2 separate regions of the Homo sapiens genome follow, and region 1 is linked to region 2. The links are chromatin loops, found by intact Hi-C in ENCODE. Cell type or tissue: IMR-90. All regions are shown on one strand.

Region 1 (2,500 bases), 79 kb before region 2:
AACAGTTAAAACTTTAAAAAAAACTTTTTAAAAGTTTTTTTTCTTAATATATCTACCATTAAGTCTTTTTCAGGGACAGTTTCTGTTGATTTATTTTTTTTCCTTTGAATGGGCCATATTTGCCTCTCTATTTCTATGCTTTGTGATTTTTTGTTGTTGTTGAAAACTGGGCATTTGAGTTTAATGATGTGGTGACTCCAGAAATCACATTCTCCCTCTTTTCCCGGGTTCTCTGGGTTTTGATGTTGTTATTGTTTTGTTTTATAAATTATTGTAGTCAGTGTCTATCCTAAGGATCAGCCTGGGTGTTAATTTAAGATCTCCTCAAATAAAGCTTTTCTAAGCCTGCACCTTTACATGGGCATGCACAGTCACCTTATAATTTTTTCAATACATGCATTTGTTTTTGAATGTCCTAGTCCTAATGTTTGGCTTTAAAACGGGGAGCAAGAGAAAAATAAAGGCAGTAGGGGAAGGCTACTGGCTGTTTAACTTCCCTGGAATTTACTTCAGCAAGAGTAGGAGGGGCTTGAAAAATTGGAGGAGGTGCAACAACAATTGTCACGTGCCTCTTTGTACCTCTGTGATTAGAGGAAGCAATCAGCGATCAGAGCATAGATTCTTGATACTTGGCAGGCAGGGTTCTTTTTGCCCACCCTGTCTTCCCACCAGGTGTGTGCAAGGTACTCCAGGAACAGGTACAGGGATGTCTGCCACAGTGCTAGGTAGCTACTTTGGTAAGAGCTGTAATTGAAATCGACCACAATTTACCATCCAAGTGTTCCCTTGGAAGTTGCAAGCCTTCCATAGACTCCAGAGTTACAAAATAGTTACATCAGACAGATTCTGCCAGTACAATCGTGTAGGTGGGGAGATTCCTGGTGCCTCCTACTCTGCAGTCTTCCCAGAATCCTCCTTAAGAGCGTTTTATAAGCTGGGAACCCCCAAAATAGGGACTGAGGAGAATGCCCTACAGTGGATTTCACATCATCTGAAGTAGAGGTTTTATGGACTTTGTGTAGCAGTTACAAGAACTCATTCCATATACTGGGATGTTTTCTTTCTTCCCTAGTAGATTTCAGTACCATTCTAGTAGTGCTGAATAACTTAGAATGGCTTGTAGTCTGAGTTTAAATCTACTAAGGAAGAATGTATTCATTCTTTCAGGATATTGCAGATTTTTAAAATCTTGCATTTGTTTTGAGAGATGGAGGACAGAGGTGGATGGGGAAAACTTTTGACTATTAGGCTCCATCTTCAGCTCTGTACTCACTTTTGCTTTTGTATATCTTAATCCAGCCATTTGTAAAATGAGGCAGTTACTTTTAAGTCAGAGATTTGTAACGTCCTGTTTTTTTTGGCAGTTGCGAAACCCGGAATTCCTATGTGAAGTTTTGCATATGTATATTCATACTTTGGAGAGCAAGGCCTGTGGCTTTCAGTAGATAACAGAGATCTCCTATCAGCAGTTCTCCCCTCTCTCCAACTTGCCACAGGGGTTAAAAACTAAAGTTTTGGTTATTTCTTCCATTTCAGTGCCAAATTGTTTGAAAGAATGCTGTATTCTAAAGATCTACAGAGGCTTTTGACATATAACATTACTTCTCAGAAGCCTTTCATGGATTATTAGCAAGATCTGTCTCCTATAGATAATTATGTTGTAGCAGACATATGTTTAAAGAAAAATAGGTTGTTCTTTTGTATTTATGAAATACCTCTTCGTTACCCTATTTCCTCAAAGTCTTGTCTCACTTGTATGTATTGTTTTCCCTTAATCTTTTTAAAAAATTTATTATAATTTTAATTTATTTATCACTCTTCCCCCTGTGTGTATTCATGATGTCTTTTTCTCCAGCGACTTACCACTTTTAACTAACAAATACAAACCTGAGGCTAGGATCCAGCTCTTCAGAATTCTCTTGCAGCGCCACATATGGCATTTTATAAACAGCGAGTGCCTAATAAATGTCATGAGCCAGTGGACTCATGGCAGAAGTAGTAGTCTGTGGAAAACTTCCCATGGTGATTTGTTTACTAATTTTTATTGCATCTGCCTCTTATTACTAACTGATGGGTATGATTTGAGGAATATAAATGTTATTTTGTGACTTTTGGATGGTTACTGTGCAAATATAATTTAATTGAAAAATCCTCTTTAATTCTTTAAGAGAGTAATCAAGGCAGTGATTTCGTTTATTAGACTGCTCTGTTTTGGGGTTTTTGAGTGGAGTCTGTATCTATTATTGTTATTATTTAATTTTTCAGTGAGGGAGATAAATCTGCAGGACATCAAGGAAGATTTAGAATTGGATCCAGAGGAAAACAGCACCCTGTTTATGGGTATCCTCATTAAGGGCTTGGCGAAACTGAAGAAGATCCCAGAAACAGTTAAGGCAATCATAGAGCGCTTGGAGCAGGAGTTGAAGCAAATTGTGAAGAGGTCTACAACCCAGGTGGCAGACAGTGGCTATCAGCGGGGGGAGAACGTTACTGTGGAGAA
Region 2 (2,500 bases):
AGCAAATATGCCACTAGCAAAGGCTTGAAATATGCTTGTGCAGTTGGACTTGGTCTTTGCACTTCTATTGTTTGCCGTGAGAAGAACATGCTTCTAGTAGCTGCTAATTCAAGAAGGATGAAAAGCACTGGCTCTGGACCTGATCTGCAGCTTGGTACCAAGCCCAGTGTAGTCCAGCCTACAGCCAAGTCCCAGATAATGAGCATATATGTGAGCAAGGAAGATATACTTGTTGTATGCTGCTGAATTTTGAGGTGGTTTGTTACTCAGTATTGTGGCGGTAGCTGACAAATACAGAAGGATACTCATTTCTTTTAAAGACCTTCTTTAGGCACTGTTTTGGAAGCTGCAGCTTTCCATGTAGCATCAAGAACTTTATTGTTCAATGGCACCTATTTTAATGCCAGTTTTGTCTCTGGTTACTGGCAAAACTGTTCAGGATTGAAAGCTCACTTTAAAGAAATGCTTACAATTCAGATGGGAAGAAGAGTGCTGGTTGACCCTGGCTATCTCCACAAACCTGTCTGTACTTGGAAGTTGTTTCTAGGAAAATATAATGGCCAGTGGCTCCTTTTTTTGTTGTTGGATCAGCTAGTTGTATGTCCTTAGTGGTACAAAGGGCAGTGAATACACAAAGATAGTATCTTTAATTATGGAAGGAGCCTATTAAAATTCCATTTTATCTTAAGAAATAAACATGTAAAGGAATCTGGAGGAGGCCAAACACCTCTTTAAAATAATGATTGTCTTGGGCTAATTCCTTTACTGTGCCTTCAGCATCATTAGATGCCAATCCTACTGTGTAGGTTCATTTGCAAACAAAACTGATTAGAGACTGGAGGCTGTGTGCATGAGACCTCCCTAAAGCAGAGGTTTCAGAAACCTGCACATTGTTTAAACTGGTTACCCTCAGCACTACTTTTATTTATTTTCTCTCTACATGGGGGGGAAAAAGAAGGTTGTTTATTTCAAAGGGTATTAGAACCCATTCTTCAAAAGAGAATACCGAAAAAGAGAAAAAAAGATATTGTGTAAAAGCTCAGAAGGTTTTCAGAATTTCCCTTTTTTGCCCATTGTAAACATGATCTTTCCCTTTGCTCTGAGCTCCCCCCTCTGGCATTAATGGTATATTTCTCTTTCTGTTACTACAAACTTCAAAGCTCCCCTCCAAGTCATTTTGCAAACTGTAAAGTAATGGTGGGGGCTGCTTTTATTTCCCAGAGTTTGTGGTGGGGGTGGACTGAGAAATGTAGAGGAACTGTTGGCAACATTTATTAACTTTTAATTTGGTGCAGAAAAAATCGGAAACCAAGTACCATACACCATTGATGTTGCTTCAAAGATACTTTGAGCTTGTTTAACCAATTTTTTAAAGCTTGTGTGCCGGACTGAAATGAGGTGCCTTTTATACAGACCTCAGGATTGTGCTGTCATAATAGATAAATCCATATGTCTCTTTGTTTTTGTAATTAAAGCTTTATCCTTCCTCTTTTTTGTCTTCAATGGCTATCTTTGTTCTGATAGAGACCGATTGCTTTATTGTAAGTAAACTCCTAACTATTGTGTGATATTCTCTTTAAAAAGAAGACTGGTGATGCCTAATTTATTTAGCACCATCTAGGAATCTGATTTTCAGTGTGGCTTAATTTTCCAGAAAATAGTCTCTCCCCTTTTAGCATTAAAGATTGTATTTTAACATCTTTAATGGAAATTTTATAAAATACATTTCTCAGATTTGGTCCTTTTGTCACAATATACTGAGCACATTCAGACTTTTTCTGGTGACTGAAGGACTGTCATTTTGAACCTGGTTAATCGATGCTTTGGTTGCACTTTTGCACACTACCCTTTATTGAATGTATTGTGATACGTCAGAGGTCATCTTGTCACATGTGAAGGCACGGACAACGTTCCATCGTGCTGAACCAGTCCCAGACTTCCATTAAAAAAAAAATCATACTTGTTCACTCTTCATACCCTCTGTCTTTTTTTTCCTTGCTTTTTGGGGGTAGGTTATCATGTCTAGCTATTGATCGTGTCTGTTTCAGACAAGCTCCTCTTGCTAAGTTGCTCAACTATTGTGGTATAAGCTGCAAAGGCAGAGAACCAAGGTGGTTAGAATTGTGTGTAGAATAAGCGACCAGAAAGCACTCTGTGGCATCATGCACATGAATTCTCAGCTATGGATTGTATAACATAAGGACATTTTGCCCCTGGAAATGTCCCTTTTTTCTTAATTCTCTCTTCCTTAGTTTCTGCTATTCTTAGTGGTCCAGGCTGCCAGGTAAATTAGGTATTCTTCTGTTAACAATGGCAGTCAAATGATACCTAAAACACCTTTATTGTAGAATTCTCTATCCTAGTCCCATCCATCTGTATTTGTGTTACTTAAGTTTTAGCTATTCCATGAAGATCCATTTCTGGGAAAAATGCTCCGTTATCTAGTGATCTGTTAATTTCTAGAAGTATCTAGGTTGAGGGTAAAGTTTTTGCCGTTTAT

The links. A loop is a pair of places that touch in the nucleus more often than their neighbours do. Peaks named below come from ENCODE experiments on the same cell type or tissue, not always from the same donor. Only the 100,000 strongest peaks of a DNase experiment are listed, where the experiment ranks them.
Region 1: a loop joins it to region 2, with 2.1 times the contacts of the local background. A loop is called at or near these places in 2 of 110 quality-filtered maps.

The regions. Positions count from the first base shown.
Region 1 is chr7:133,354,065-133,356,564 of GRCh38, forward strand. It overlaps EXOC4 (exocyst complex component 4), which reads left to right. Exons shown (of 18, transcript NM_021807.4): 6 at 2,266-2,500. Among named protein-coding and RNA genes, the nearest start is that of MIR6133, 64 kb to the left of the region's middle. In IMR-90, no CTCF peak of the experiment used is centred here; DNase peaks (open chromatin) are centred at 877 and 1,367; H3K27ac peaks cover 1,112 bases.
Region 2 is chr7:133,433,348-133,435,847 of GRCh38, forward strand. The region is part of intron 7 of EXOC4 (exocyst complex component 4); the gene reads left to right. Among named protein-coding and RNA genes, the nearest start is that of MIR6133, 140 kb to the left of the region's middle. In IMR-90, a CTCF peak has its summit at 1,098 (motif pointing left); no DNase peak of the experiment used is centred here.